Linked DNA regions of Mus musculus: region 2 is linked to region 1. The links are chromatin loops, found by intact Hi-C in ENCODE. Cell type or tissue: left cerebral cortex. All regions are shown on one strand.

Region 1 (8,000 bases):
AACCCCTCAATCTCTAAATCAAAAGGAGTGAGAGCTGTGAGCCTCTTACCTGGTTTTACATGGAGGTGTGTGGCCCCTAGTCGTTCATCTTGTGTTCAGCTGCTGGAATAAGAAAGACAAGCCTCTGCGTTACCCAATATTTTAAGAAGGGTTTAACAAGGCCCTGGGCACGCACTACCTCACAGTGATGAAGTTGATGGTGGTGATGATGGCAAAGATGCTTACGGTGATGATGGTGCACCAATGCTTGAAAAGTGCCTGATAGGTGTCAGGGACACACCCATCTCTGGAGGCAGATGTAGCAACAGGTTTGATTGAATTAGGGCTCTAAAGACAAAGACCAGGAAGTGGTCCTTCACACTGGTTATGGCCACAGCAGCTTGAGGTGGTTCTTACTGGTCTCAATAGCACAGTCACCACGATTAGAAACAATCCAGATGTTGCCATGAACAGGAAGGAACCATGAATAGGAAGCCACACCCCTCTCAAATTTCTCCCAGTGTCACAGCCAACTTGAGACACTTCCCTTTAAATAGGGCAGCAAAGTAGCTCGTAGCTATAATTCCAGCGCTTGAGAGATGGAGGGGCACAATAGTCTGTCATTAATTCATTGAACCTTACCAGCAATCAAAAAAAAAAAAAAAAAAAAAAAAAAAAAAAAAAAAGAAAGAGATCCTATTGCCCCACTTTGCAAGTCAGTAAAGCCAAGGACAGGGGTGTTCTGCCCCTGGTCACAAAGCACTCAGTGTGAATCTTGGACTTAGCATTAAGATCTGAACAAAGTGGATGAGACAGTTTCTCATCCTTTACAGCCCACGCAGCTTGTGCTCGTATTTTGATGCAGAATACACAAGATCAAGCAATGTCACACTGTCAGAGCCTGCTAGGATCATTGGTTGTTGTGGGACAATGGGCTATACACAGCAGGCCTAGTCTCCAGTCCAGTTGAGGTCTGAACCCTGGTAGAACCTGGTGGTGATAATTCACCTACATGGGACAGTAGGTGTTCCCTCATGTCTCCTGGACCCCTGGCTCCTGTCGAAGTTACTACCCCCACAGCCCCCACAGCCCCCACAGCCCCCACAGGAGAAGCGTAGCTTTTAGTCACGTAGGCAATGTCCCAAGCTTCTGACCTTCAGGCTAGACTCCTCCCAGTTACCTAGGAACAGTAAGATAACAAGCCCACCATAGGAGGGGCTGCTTGGCCCCACCTCACTCTCCTCTCACTCTCTTAGTCTCTCTCCTCACTCTATCTCTCTAACCTCTTACTCTAGCCTTTCTTCTCTCTCTCCTTTCCCCCCTTCTCTCCTCTTGGCCATGGCTGGTCTCTCTCTTCTCTCTTTTCCCCTGCCTTTCTACAATAAAGCTCTAAAACCATTGACTGTCTCTGTTCATCAAGGCCCGCTGTGCTTAGATGATGGGATAGGCTTTCTCCTAATGAGCCATTTCTAATCTCCTGATGGAAGGTTTTCCTATACTCCAGCCATGGACTGGACTTAGGACTCTCGCCTGCATGGGAACCTCTCTCCCTCTGCCGTCTCTCCCGTATCTCCTGATATAGGGGCTGCCCCTTGTCCACCCCTGTCGAGTGGGGTCAGTGGCTTAGATGCCCACCTGGGGCTGAGTGGAAAGCTGTCTGGCAGCCCTCCCATGTCTGCCTGCCCAGAGCACAGGAGCTCTGGCCGGATGTGGGCTCTCTCCCTCTCCCCTCTCCCTATCCCATCCCCAGGGCCCACAGGTTATGTTCTGTGTATACTTTATATATCCAGGCATTGTGGACCCATGATGGTGTGTGGGCTGCAATTGTCTCAGCTGTCTGTGCAATGAAAAGAAGGTGCAGAGCCATGATACAGAAGGTGGCTCAGGTGGAGAGAGGCCTCTCCGAGTTACGTGGCAGTGGCGTGGAGAGTGTATGTCAAGAAAGAACCCAGCAGGAAAAAAAGAAAGGTCTCTGAAAAAGACTCAGGAAAAAGGGGGAGGCTGAGCAGAGGCCTTGAGGAGTCAGCAAGGCTGTGGTATTTGAGAGGCAGAAACAATGTGTTGTCTGGAGCTAGGATGAGGGTAAGCAAGGTTGGAAGGGCAGGGCAGGGCAGGGCAGGGGAGGCTGGGGCAAAGCTGTGTGAGTTCAGAGTTTGGGTAGGCTTGTGGTTGCCAGTGGGATCCATGGAGGATACTTTAACAGAGATGGTGCTAAAGAGATGCTGAAGAAAGATGGCCAGGACAAAAGGACAGGTGAGGGGGCTGGGAATGGGAAGGCCAGCACCATGGACAGAGTCCTCTGGGCCTCCGCCCCAGCTCTGGGTGGTGATACACAGACCCTTCCTGCTCTGTAATTGATACACAGACAATGAGCTGCGGGTGCTCCAGAGGAACAGCAGCTAGGTATGAACAGAACAGGTACTTCCCTGTGGTATGTGGCACCCAGCTTGCTACCACCCAGCTTGCTGGCACTAGCCTTCCGCAGTACATAGATGATGTCATCAGCTCCCTTTCTTCCTTCTTTCCCCTCCTCTGCCTCTCATTCATTCATTTCTTTTGATAAAGGATCTCACCCTAGTCCAGGTTTCTTGGAAACTTATGGAACCCCCCTCCCCCACCCCCGCCCACGTCTCTCAAGTGCTGGAATTATAGCTACTCTTTGCTACTTCATTTAAAATGTCTTAAGTCAGTTGCGCTACTGAGGGAAATTTGAGAGGGGTGTGGCTTCCTATTCATGGTCCCTTCCTGTTCATGGCAACATCTGGATTGTTTCTAATCGTGGTGACTGTGCTATTGAGACCAGTAAGAACCACTGCAGGCAGCTGTGGCCATAACCAGCATGAAGGACCACTTCCTGGTGTTTGTCTTTAGAGCCCTAATCCAATCAAACCTGTTGCTATGCCGGTCTCCCTAGTCGGGCATGTCACCGTCCCTGTTTTATAGATGAGAAAACTCAGAGACTTGGAGTGCTGGGTTTGAACTCAGTGCACAGAGAGGCCTCAGGCTGTGGCCTATGCTCAGGACAGTGTGGTGCTCCCCTGCCCAGGGAGACTGCGGTGCAGTGTGACCTATCCCAGCCTCCGTGCCCTGGCGGAGCCGTTCCTCATTTCCCACCAGAATAGCCTCATTAGCTCCCCCCCACCCCTGACATCTCATCTTAGATTTATTTTATTTTGTGTGTATGAGTGTCTTGCCTGTATCCATTTCTGTGTTCCACATGTCTGAGGTGCCTGAGGAAGTAGTGAGCCTCCATGTGGGTGCTGGGGATCGAACCCTGGTCCTTTGGTAAGAACACCAAGTACTCTTAATTACTAAGCTAACTCTCCAACCCCTGTTAGTCACTTAAAAAAACCAAAACAAAACAAAACAAAAACCACAACTCTCTCCTTCCCGCCTTCTTGATAAGGTCTCACTCTAGCTCAAGCTAGCCCTGAACTCACTATGCAGTAAAGGGTGGTTTGAAACTCATGGCTTATCCCCCTGCCTCAGACCCTGAAGTACTGGGATTTCAGGCATGGGTCACCGAGCCTGGCTCATTCTTCAATCCAAGGCTGGCTCATTCTTCAGTCTTTGGCCCCGGCTGAGCACAAAGTGCTTATTCTTCCCTCCTGGCTGTGGTGTCAGCTATTTTCCCTGGGAAGGTCTCTGCCTCCTGGCCCTGAGCCTGCCGGGCTGTGATGAATCTTGCAATCTCTCCCCTGGTGTGATGCGTTTAGGATTGGGGCTTCGTTTATGGCATGTGGCGCCCGCATATGCCTAGGCAGCTCCGACTGCCGCTTCCAGCAGCTTGTGCTAAAGAGCTTGTGCCACCCTCTCAGACTGCCAGCGCCACGCCTCCCCCCCTCTCTCCCTCTCTCTCTCTCTCTCTCTCTCTCTCTCTCTCTCTCTCTCACCTCTTCTTAATCCTCCTCTCTGCAGCTTTCCAGGCCCAGCGGGACACTTGGCCAGGAGGAGCAGCACCATTTGGCTTGATTCTCTCTTTCTTGGGCAATGACTTTGGTCTCAGTATGAGCAAGTGCGTGCATTATGCACCCCCAGGCACCATCTGCCTCTGCTGGAGGAGGTAAACACCTCCGCTTGGCTCCAGAGTCGTCACTACGTGGCTTGAGCCGGCTGAGCTGCTCTTGGGGCTTGGGGAACAACCTACCGAGACCACAGATTTGTGTGGTGTGGAAGCCACAGTTCACAGTGGGCCCCGATAGTGTTAGAACCATTTCCTTTGTGGGTAGGTGCAATGGTCTTGTCCCCCTGGCATAAAGCTATACCCTCCCTCTGCCTGCTGACCCAGCCATCCTGCTCCCTGCCTCCCTTTTCCTACTTCCTCTTTTCCTTATCACACCCTGCTTTGGTCCTACGGTGTTCAAATCTGCCTTAAAGGGCCCAGAAAGCTCAAAGAGATACCCTTTTTTCATGCTCAAAGTAAGATCCAAGGTTTTCAGCACTGTCCATGGGACACGCCCACCGGTGGCTCCTCCCTCTCCCCTATGATCCGCCCCTAGTCTGTCCAGCCTAGTCACACCAGAGGCTTACCGGTCTTCCAGTCTGTCTCCAGTTTGTGTCTTCACCAGCACAACTTCTGGCTGCAACCCTCTACTTCCTTGAAGTGCCACACCAACTTCTTCTTTATCCCAATTGGCTTCCCAGCTTCTCTGGCATGGTGTCGTGGTAAGCTGCCATCTGGGGGAGGAAGACATGGGGGTGGGGGTTATTTTCAACCACTAGATGCCAGAGGATGTGGGTCAGACAGAGACTCTTGTGGTTGCCCTTGGGGACTGATGTGAGCTGAGGCAGGGTGGTCCTTGCTGCCTGCCTGCCTAACCCATCCTTTCTGTTCCTTAGCACGATTATGATTTTGCATTATTCTCCCTGGTTTGTATGTTATAGCCACTGTGGTTGGTCTTTTCCATCAATGAGAGTGGTACTTCTCTAGGGTGATGCCCGGTGCCTGGAACAGACCTGGTGGTTGCGGGCCTGTATCCGGGCAATTGCATATGATAGAGGCGTCCAGTGCAGCAGTGCTTATGACAATGGCAACAGATTGGGACAAGGGTGTGCACATTGCTAGGCATGGGACTGTTTCTGTTGTTCACCAGGGCTGTTGATTCTTTGATCTCCATGGCATATGGCATGCTGTGGTGATAAGTGACCCCCTGCTTCTACAACCTTCACAGCCTGGGGAAGCTTGCTTCTCACTCCCTCCTCCTGCCCATTTGGATTGGCTGGGACCTATGCTCACTGCCACTGACCCAGAGGGACCCAGACTCATCTGGTGTTTTCCACCAGGGAAAGGCATTTAGATGACCTGGTCTCCAGTCTCTGGTGGTCAGACCGTCTGCTACACTGTGTTAAGAATGGGCTATCCATCCCATCCTGTGAAGGCCTCCTGGGAGCAGAAAGACCCAATGTAGGCTTAGCAGCAGGGTGACTGGCACAGAGCTTGGGAAAGGAGCACTGATCTAAGGGTGAGGGTGGAGATACAGATGTGGCCATTAGGGGCCACCAGGCACTTTTTCCACATCTAGCAGGGGACACACTGGTGTCTTCCCATGAGCCCAGCAGCCATAGTCTTGTTTGTCAGATAGAGATGAGTTCTCTCCTGAAGCCTTCAGAGGCCCGCTGCTAGTGCCCAGGTCACCAAGACCTTTGGTCTGCAATCAGGGAAGGTCACTCACCCACAGTGTTCCTTGATGTAAAACCAGAGCAGCAATCACACCTGCCACTTTTTAAAAGGGAAGCCACTTTCCCCTGGGGTTTCTTTATCTCTTAGTCCTGGACTCTCCCAGGCTGGAGTTTCACAAATGGGCCAGGAAGAGCTCTTCTTCTACCTTCGTAGGCTTTCCCACGTTTAGAACAAGTGAACTCAGGCCATGAGAAAAATCACTGTGAAGCTGGAGACAGGAGGTTCATCTGAGGTCCAGGATAAGTTCAAGGCCAGCTTGGGCAACTTTTTAAGTCTGTTTCAAAATAAAAAATAAAGAATTTGAGGTGTGGCAGCCAAGGTGTGGTGGTGCACACCTTTAATCCCAGCACTCAAGAGGCAGAAGTAGGTGGATCTCTGTGAGTTTGAGACCAGCCTGGTCTATACAATGAGTTCCAGGACAGCCAGGCCTACACAGAGAAACCCTGTCTTTAAATTAATAAATAATAATAATAATAATAATAATAATAATAATAATAATAATAATAATAAAGTTTGTTGAGATATAGCTCATTGGTAAACTACTTGTCTAGCATGCATGAAACCCTGGGTTCAGTTGTCATCACTAATTAATGACCAACCAAAAAAAATGACTAATGAATTTAGGAAGCCCATCTCTCCTGAGCTGAATCTCTGTTAAACATACGTGTGGGAGGGTGATGCGACCCACTGGCTGTTTAAAAGGGGAGGCTGTCTGCTGAGATGGTGGCAGGGAGCAACTCAGGTGTGGTAATATGGTGACACCTGCAACCAATACTGAGCCAGTATTCAAGTGGGAGACCTCAGCATGGGATTAAGTAAACATTACAAGCAAGATAATTCTCCGGGACCAGGCACAGCAAGGTGTTTGCTTAAATTTTCAAAAGCTATTGGCACTGAACTCAAACATTTTTAATGCTACCTCGCTCCTGGGTCGACACTTTCCTAGGTCAGTCCCTGTGTATTTTGCCTCCTTATGTCTTGGAAAGGCTTCATTAAGATCCTGGAGAAAGGGGCTGGAAAGATGGCTTAGTGGTTAAGAGCCTCAGTTACCAGCACCAATGTAGATAGACTCACACCTGAATGAAACAAGGAAATTGGAAGGGAAGGGAAAAGGGAAGGGAAGGGAAAAGGGAAGGGAGACAGGGAAGGGAAGGGAAAAGGGAAAAGGGAAAAGGGAGACAGGGAAGGGAGACAGGGAAGGGAAGGGAGACAGGGAAGGGAGACAGACAGGGAAGGGAGACAAGGAAGGGAGACAGGGAAGGGAGACAGGGAAGGGAGACAGGGAAGGGAGACAGGGAAGGGAAGGGAAGGGAAGGGAAGGGAAGGGAAGGGAAGGGAAGGGAAGGGAAGGGAAGGGAAGGGAAGGGAAGGGAAGAAGAAGGACAGGGAAGGGAAGGAGGAGGACAGGACACACCTGCTGCTATAGATGGTGGAGGAGAATTCGAATTTAGCTGGGCGATGGTGGCACACGCCTTTATTAATCCCAGCACTCAGGAGGCAGAGGCAGGCGGATTTCTGAGTTTGAGGCCAGCCTGGTCTACAAAGTGAGTTTCAGGACAGCCAGGGCTATACAGAGAAACCCTGTCTGGAGGGGGGGGGTAGAGAATTCTAATTTACTATAGATATGTGGGAGAGCAGAGCCAGAGGCAGGAACATCTGGGAGAGTCGAGTATGGAGATGACTCTGAGCCTTATGAGGAAAAGGGAGATGGGAACCAGGTGCAGTAGGGGAAAGGATCAGGTAACCAGATGGGTGATTATGTAGAGAAGGGTAGCCCAGAGGGTATGCTAGCCAGGAGGACCCTGTAACTGGTAGGCACTGAGGAATAGCAGGGTGTCTGGGTCGCTTGCTTTGATATGTTAAATAGGCACCTCAGTCATTTGTCCCAGGTTTGAAACTTAACCTCTGCCTCTAGAAAAGCCTACATCTTCTGGATGCTGTGGGCACTGCATGCACATACACACTCTCTCCCACACACATAGTTAAAAATAAGAAAGAATTGGAGAGACTGACCGGATCTTACCCTATAGACCTTTTATTTTTATTTTTTAAATTAATTTGTTTACAAGTATGGGTGTTTTGCCTCCATGTATGTCTGTGTACTATGTTCAGGGCCTAGTGGTGCCTGCAGAGGCAAGGTATAGGTGTTGAGTCCCCTGGAGTTAGAGATGGTTGTAGACCGCCATATGGTTCCTGGGAATGGGACCCAGTCCTTCTGGAAGAACAGGCCAGGATGCTTAACCACTGAGCCTTCTCTGTAGCACCCTGCTGACCTGTTATCTGGTATTCAGGACCACTAACAATGAGGCACACGATTTGACCGCTTCTTTCACAGGGTTTG
Region 2 (8,000 bases), 68 kb after region 1:
TAGCTGTTCTCATCGAGCCACAAGGCGGCGCTTTTCCTACACTTAATGTTGGGTTGTTCCTAGGGATGCCATCCTCTAAGGGGTGGCATAGGGGGACAGTGCCGAAGCTTTGCGCTCCTGCTGGGGAGACACTTGCAGGATCGGAGAAGGGGGGGGGTCTCAAACAGCAGTTCCCAACCTTCCTAAATGCTGGAACCCTTTAATCAGTTCTTCACATTGTGGCGAGCACCGCCCACCCCCACCCCCCCACCCCCGCCCAGCCCCTGCAATCATACAATTGTTTTTGTTGCTATTTCATAACTGTAATTTTGCTACTATTATAAATCATAATGTAAATATCTCGTATGCAGGGTATCTGATATATGGCCCCCAAAGAGGTCACAACCCTCAGGTTGGAAACCACTGGTCTAGGAGCCAAAGTGGTTAATGCTGTACCAGCCACTGATGGGATCTTTGTCCCTGTGGAAGTGGCCATCTGAGCCACATGTAGATCTTCCTGAATGGTCCCGAGGATCTGGAAGCAAAACAGCCACCAGGTCCCATCATCTGGGGTGGCACACAGAGTGCCTGCTCCTGGTCTGTGACTTTGGTCCTGGGTGGGTCTTCTTAGAGAATGGTAGATAGGTAGAGGGATGGTGAGAACTCGGTGTCCTTGGGGGGTCCTTGCCAGTCATTCCTCATGCAGAGTGAGTAGTTAGCCAGCGGTCACGCTGTGAGGCAGGCAGTAGTGAACTGGACAGACTGTGTAGCTCCCCAGGCTACCTGCTGCCAGGGAAGGTAGGATTTCCATGGAATCGTAAAATGACCCTTTCCCCAGGGGAGGAGCTGCTACTGCTGAAAACAGAGTGTGTGCACATCTTATGCCACCCCTTGGAATCTATAGCTCCCCCAGGAAAGGTTCTGTGGTCACTATCCCATGAGCTGATCTTGATCGTTGGAAATTTCCCATTAGTTAGATCAAGAGGGATATGTGTGTCGGATGCCAGAAAAACGCAGGTCTTGGGAGAATGGAACGGGCCACCTCCAGATGGACATCTATCTTCCTGGGGGACAGTTTAGTCTCACCTCCCCTGGCAGGAAAGAGTCCCTTTCTTTAGCTGCCCTGAAATGTACAGACTTGGTTGCCTGTGTCACTCCAGTCTCCTGCTGAGTTATCACTGCAGCTGGTAGCCTGTGTTTTGAGCTTACGCCTGCTAACATCTACGACACAACATGCCTTTGTTCAGAAGCTGGGGTGGGCCATTTATTTGGCCATGGGCTGTCCTGAGCACTGTCTACTTCATTTACACCATCTCTCTGTAATTGTCTCGTCTGGCTCGCCACCCAGAACACCCTGGACTGCATGCAGGTATTCAGTGTGGCTTGTCCTCTCGAACATGTGCTCTGTGGTACTTTCCCTAGGCGGGCAGCTCTGAGCCCTGGGTCTGCTCATCCTCCTCCTCTCTCCCTTCTATGGAGCACCTTGAGGGTCTAACACTACAAAGGGACCTGGTGTGGGTGTGGACCAGGACTCCGCAGCCTGGTGCCAGCAGAGGAGTGGGCATAGGAATACGAAAACGCTTTCTTGGAGTGCTGAGCTGACCCTGTGCACACATCTCCCTGCCGCTGGCCAGTGGTATGAATTCAGATGACCATGGGCGAGAGGCTGGGACTGCTATTCCTTGGGGTTGGTTTGTGGTTGGGAGGGACTGGCAGTATGCCTAGAATTCCATTATGGGTCATCAGAATTCATTCTGGCTCCTCCTATCCATCCCGAGCCAACAGCAAGCTCCTTCCATAGGGGAGAGCCACTCTGCTTTCTTTCCAATTGTCCCCCAGTGTGGCCCCTGGCTCAGACCAGACACTGGTACTGAAGTCAGAGAGGGGTAGCTTCCCTACCTGCCAGATGAGGGGCTTTCAATGCTAGACTGATCATCATGGCATCTCTGGGAGCTTGTCACAAGTCTCGATCCCCAGGCCCAGGAAGAGCACAGATGGACCTCTGCCTTATGCAGCCTTGCAGGGTCCCACGAGGATGGGGCTGAGCCACACGTAGGAGGTGGCGTCAAGCTAGTTGATGGGAATGAGGGACACTTGAAGTCTTGACCAACGCATAATTGATAAGCCCAGGCCCCGCAGCCCAGCCTGGATCCCATCTTAGCACTGTGGAGAGACAGGGACCAAGTCCCTCACGCTAGTTGTCAGGACCCCCTCTAAGGGTGGGTATCTTCAGAGTATATCAGGCACCCTAGATGTCGCCTGGGTGACCATCTTTAGGCAGCCTGCAGCCCTGAAGTATGAGCAGTGTGGCTGCATTGGAGGCTATGTACTGTTAACACTGAAGCCCTTTGCATACCCACCAGCTCTGTAGATATTTGCAGAACTGATTCCCAGAGGGTGCAGGGGGATGGGGTGGGGAGATTGCCATGCAGGACACCTGAGAGAATGCCAGGTTCAGGAGTGATCGTTCCCATCATTCAGGCGGGGACCCCGAGAGCAAGAAGAGGCAGGGTCCCCAACACACAGACAACTGCGTTCCTCTCCTCACAGTAGGTGAAGTTGGGGTCAGCTGTCTTGCTGAGTTACAAGGGAGCTCTAGGGAATGCTGGCCCTTAGTTCATTTGCTCCTGGCAGGAAGGACAAGTGTGCGTGGTGGCATCGCCTCTCTGGCACTGAGAAATGTCATACATAGCTCATAGCCAGAATGATGTATAGGAAAGAACACAGTGTTTGTGGGCAGTGTCAGGGTGAGAGCAAGGGGTCTGGGCCCTGAGGATGGGGTCATTTCCACAGAGATCTGTTTCTATGGCAACAATGATAGATGAATGAGACTCCACGTGCTTGTAGGTAACTCTGCAGGTGATCTCTGCATGTCCCATTGTCTTTAATTGGAGAAATGTCCTTTACCTTCAAAGCTACCTTAGCTTGGACACTAGCCCAGCATGCAGCCCCACACCTCGGAGGAGGAAAGTCAGAGAAACGCCTGTGGAGGAGGCAGGAAAGCCGGCAGTCACGTCTTGGGATATTTGCCTCTGGCTTTTAAATGCTCCGCTTGCATTTGCAAGCTGCTGCACTTATTCCAATTATAGAACGCTTTGCCATCTGCCACCACCACGGTCCTGGTCACAGCACAGACCCCTCCATCCCCCGCCTGCAGGTGGTGCTTCTCTGAGAGGCTTGGGCTGGCCCATCAGGGAAGAGTGGGTGGGTGTGTCCGTGAAGCTGAGGGAACACACAGAGGCAAGGTTCCCATCATGCAACGGAGAGAGACTCCACAATGCTCCAGATAAACTGAGATAAACACCACGGTGTTGAAGCAGTAGCCGGGAGCAGCACAGGCCTCTGCAGTTCCTTTCAGAGTGCCCCAGGAAGTGGGTGACATACAAGCTATCAGAGCTAACCAGTGAGTGGCCCAGACATGCATTGGCTGCAGCCAGGGAAGGCTGGGGGCTATGTGCACATAGCCTCCTGAGGAGCGATCAACAGGGACACATGGGGACTTGAGGCTTCTGTGGGCTCTTCCTCTTTACGGCTGGAAACTCCTGAGGCCCAAGTTGGCATCCTGCCTTTTCAAAGCAGAGAGAGCAGCCGAAGGCTTGGGAAAGAAAGATAGTGTTCATCAGGGTGGCCTGGCACAACACTTGGATTCTCTGTCTCCTCTGACCTAGAAAACCAGGCCCTTCCACTCCATTTCAGTTCACTGAGGCTCACCCCCAAAGCCAGGCCCACTGTAGCGCCCCTAGTGGACGCACTTTGCAAAGCAAACAATTACCTACACAGCAGGGACATTGGTCTGCTGGCTGCAGTTGGTTCTACCCAGAAGCCCCTGCTCTCTTGAACACACGCATCTCCACCGTCAGGTCCCTGCATGCTTACCAGAGGGAAAGCTGCAAGTCAAACATACCCCAGGCAACTGGGTCTGCTAAACAGTGTCTAGACACAAAGACTGTTAAAAACTGTAGCCTTTGGGGCTAGAGAGATGGCTCAGTGCTTAAGAGCACTAAACTGCTCTTCCAGAGGTCCCGAGTTCAATTCCCAGCAACCACATGGTGGCTCATGACCATATGTCATGGGATCCTATGCCCTCTTCTGGTGTGTCTGAAGATAGCTGCAGTGTAATCACATAAAATAAATATTTAAAAGAAAAATTATCCTAGCCATGGCTACCGTCTCCAGGACAGCAAGCTGTCATTACCCTGTGCCTTGTTCATTCACGTATGGGACAGTGCTCGAATACGTGAGCCAACTCTGTGTTTAAATACCTTAATTATTTTATTTTATGTTGTATAGGTGTTTTGTGAGGTTGTATACCATGTGCCTGCAATGCCCACAGAGGCCAGAAGAGGGCGCTGGACTGATTGGAACTCAAGTTACAAACAGTTGTGTGTTTCTGCGTGGGTGCTGGGAATTGAACCCAGGCTGTCTGGAACAGCAGCCAATGTTTGTAACCACTGAGCCATTTCTCCAGCCCCACCTTTAAACACTTTGAATTTCAGTAACCAATACCATCTTTTTGCACTCCTTGTGCTTAGGAAAAAGTATGGCTATAAGGCTAGCATACAACAGGTCCACGTGTCTCTGGGGCCTCTGGACTGGCTGCTGGCGCCCTCTAGAGGCCAAACTGGGCCATGAGTACCCATAGAGCTAGAGGAATGGGCCAGACCCGATGTCTGAGCTGGTGATGCTCTCTGAATGCAGAGCCCCAGTCAATGCTCCCTGACCATCCCTAGCTTTGGAAGAGTGAAACACTACTTATTCATCTCTGAGGGCATAGCTTCTCTCTATCCGTATACCATCTGTATCAACCTTTTTATTCAGTAATAACTTTGGACTCATTAGAGCTTTAAAAAGCAGCAGGGACACTTTTTATAAGCTCCACCCCTCCCAGGTACCCCGGCCAAAGTATTTTGCCCCATCAGAGCAAGTCCAGGACCTGAGGCTGGAACGGTGCCAATCAGCCAAGCTACAGCTGGCCTCGGACCTCACCACCCACTTGGCTCTCTTCTCATAGTATAGTTCTAGAGTCCCATTGCTGTTGCAGACCTGCATGGTTACAATCCAATGTCTTGCATCTTCTGCCACCAGAGGACACCTACTCATGTTGCCCCTGAATAGTCACACCCTCCCGCAACCTGACGAGCACTGAACTGTTCCCGAATGCATAGCATTGAAATTTTGTGGTGTGGATGGAGAGTCCTCCTGCCTTTCGTTCCTTGGGTCTGGTTATATGCGTAGGATGCTTAAGAGGTGCTTTTTGGAGTGTCAGAGGATACAGGTGCTATCTCCTGCTCACCCTCGTACCCAGGAACCCCACTGGCCTCTGTGGGTACTCATGGCCCAGTTTGGTTACTCAGATGATCTGATGGCTTTCCCCTCATGGGGACATTTGATGCCACTCCCTCTGATGACCCTACCCTCATGTAGGATTCTTGGATGCGTTAAGTAGGAGTGGAGCCGCTAGGGCCCACGGATCCTGAAGTCATCATCCCACACATGGATTCTGCCCTTGGAATCACACTTGTCCTCACAGATCTCCCCAAAGCTCTCCAGGGCCCACCTGTGCCACAGAGCCCAGAGGTTCGGTCCCTTGCCGTCCTCTGAGGCGACTGCTATCTTAAGCCAACCCCATTCAGCTTTTTAAAAAGAGGAACCCTGCTGATTTTTTTTTAATGAATTGAAGAAATTAATTATAGGCTTGGGATCCGTTGTGGTTATTTTTGGAAACCCGTGATCGCAGACATAAATAGCACCCGGTTCTGGATGAAAGAGCTGAGAGACTTAATGCTTATGGCACAAGGAAGAGGGAGAGGAGGGAGAGGAGGAGGAGGGGGAAGGAGGGGAGGATAAAGAGGTGGGGAAAGAGGTAAAGGAGGAGGAAGAAGAAAGGATGCGGAAACTCTGCAAGAGCGGGGAGAGGATGTAGATTAGAAAGAAAAGAGATAAAGAAAGAGGAGCAAGAGGAGGAGGAGGAGGAGGAGGAGGAACCATGTCCACTCCTGAGCCATGGATCAAGCCAGGTAGCAGACTGACTCAGCCATTTCCCCCCTACATTCCCACATGCCTGCAATAAAACAAGAATCTATTGAGCACCAGCTAGATACCTATGTTTGTATCAAATTCTTCTGAGAGCAGCAGGAAGCACACAGATTAAACCCTCTGTACGAGCCACACAGCACTCAGGAACAGCCTACCACACCTGTGCCCAAGGAGGGAGCTTGCTGGCTGCCCTTTTCTTCCATGTGTTTGCCTGCCTGAAAGGTTCTTGTCTTTCCCTAGGCGTCATGGTGGTGTTAGCTAATGACAGTGGCGTTTCTAACCCAGTACCACGTAGATACTCCCTGGTGTGGCTGCCAGCTGTGTTCTTCAGGGGTCTTCAGGCCCATGGGATGGACACCCACTGAGATGGCATGGCATGATGGGTTGGTAGCTGGGCTGCTCCCAAGTCAGAACTGTTTCAGCCGTACGCTCCAAATACCAAACAGTCATGCCAACCACAAAGTGCCCAGGCTGCACACAGAGCCTGGAACAATCCACACTTGGCTGGGAGTTGAGCGATGGCAAGATTTCTTGGCACATGTGGCTCCTCATGGTGGCCAACAGCCAGGCTGCCTGTGAGGCTGGGCTCCCAGACGCTGCTGTTCTGTGGAGGTGGAAGCAGACCCTGCCACACACAAGCGCACAGCCTATCATATGCACGCACACTCACATTCTTAAAAGGCACACATGCCCTGAGCACATCTGCACCACTGACTATCCCTTCGTTGATCGCTGTTCTGCCTCTGCTGTGCAGTCCAAGGTCCGAGAGCTGGAAGAGAAATGCCGTGTGCAGAGTGAGCAGTTTAACTTGTTGTCCCGGGACCTGGAAAAGTTCCGGCAACACACTGGGAGTATTGACCTGCTGGGCAGCAGCTCAGTGGCCCTGCTGGATGTTCCCTTGGCCCCTGGCAAGCCTTTCCCTCAGTACATGAATGGACTAGCCACCTCCATCCACAAAGGTAAGTGATGGGTGCTCCCAACGGTTCTGGGAGGGTGCCTGTGGCTGAGAGTATAAGGACCTACTGCAGCAGGACTGTGGACAACCCAGGTTGCTCATTCGTAGAGTGGTTTGGATACTCCCATTCTCCCTGTGTTGGGGGAAGCATGTTTGTGTGGGTAAAGATGCACATGCAGGTGTGAGTACATGCATGTAGAGAGCAGAGGTCAACCTCTGGTGGTGTTCCCCAGGAACCATCCACCTTGCTTTTGTAAGTCAGGTATCTCATTGGTCTGGGGTTTGCTGATTAGCCTAGATGAGTATGAATGAACTCTAGGGATCTGATGGTCTCCGTGGCCCCAGGGGTGTGCTGGGATTATGGGGTATGTTGCCATGTCTAGCTTCTTGCATGGGTGCTGGAGACAGAAGTGAATTCCTCATTCAGGTTTAGCAAACACTATCAATTAAGCTATCCTCGAGCCCCTCCCTCCAGATTAAAGGCTCATACTTGTAATCCAGCATTTGAGAGACTGATGCCAGAGAATTTCAGCTACTTCCGGAACAGCCTTGGCTATATTGCAAGACCCTGTCTTAAAAACAAAACCCCAAATTGTTGACTTCTTTTAATTAAGAGAGCTGAATGCCAGACTTCCTTTTGTAGCTGTATTAAGATAATTTCCAATCTCTCCTGGTCCTTATCAAAATGGAGAAGTGCTTCTGGTGCTATTATTATTATCATTGTTGTTGTTATAAAACTAGGCAATGCTTGTTGTTCTGTGTCATCATCAATGGGGTTCTTCCCCTCAGCCTCTCAGCTTTGAACCTTTCCTTCTAACTCTTGCATTGCAGAGACTGACAAACAACATCAGTAGCTGTTGCTATGAGAAACAAGATGGATGGGATGGGACAGCCCACACCCCTCTCTTTGTTTACTGAGCCTTGTGCACCCAGGAGGTGTCTGGGTGCCAAGGCTGTGAAGTCTGTTAAATGACAGGGTCCCATGGGAAGCCCTGCTCAGATGCAAGATGTCAGATAGGCTATAAGGTGG

What was found. A loop is a pair of places that touch in the nucleus more often than their neighbours do. Peaks named below come from ENCODE experiments on the same cell type or tissue, not always from the same donor. Only the 100,000 strongest peaks of a DNase experiment are listed, where the experiment ranks them.
Region 2: it touches region 1 in a loop (3-fold over the local background); 2 of 42 quality-filtered maps call a loop at or near these places.

What each region holds. Positions count from the first base shown.
Region 1 is chr5:128,873,598-128,881,597 of GRCm38, reverse strand. The region is part of intron 1 of Rimbp2 (RIMS binding protein 2); the gene reads left to right. Among named protein-coding and RNA genes, the nearest start is that of Gm34057, 59 kb to the right of the region's middle. In left cerebral cortex, no CTCF peak of the experiment used is centred here; DNase peaks (open chromatin) are centred at 3,770, 3,977 and 4,427; H3K27ac peaks cover 1,528 bases.
Region 2 is chr5:128,805,331-128,813,330 of GRCm38, reverse strand. It overlaps Rimbp2 (RIMS binding protein 2), which reads left to right. Exons shown (of 21, transcript NM_001378900.1): 6 at 6,770-6,974. Among named protein-coding and RNA genes, the nearest start is that of Gm34057, 8.8 kb to the left of the region's middle. In left cerebral cortex, CTCF peaks have their summits at 21, 3,732, 4,386 and 4,587 (motif pointing left); DNase peaks (open chromatin) are centred at 4,353, 4,587, 5,608, 6,558 and 5 more places; H3K27ac peaks cover 5,637 bases.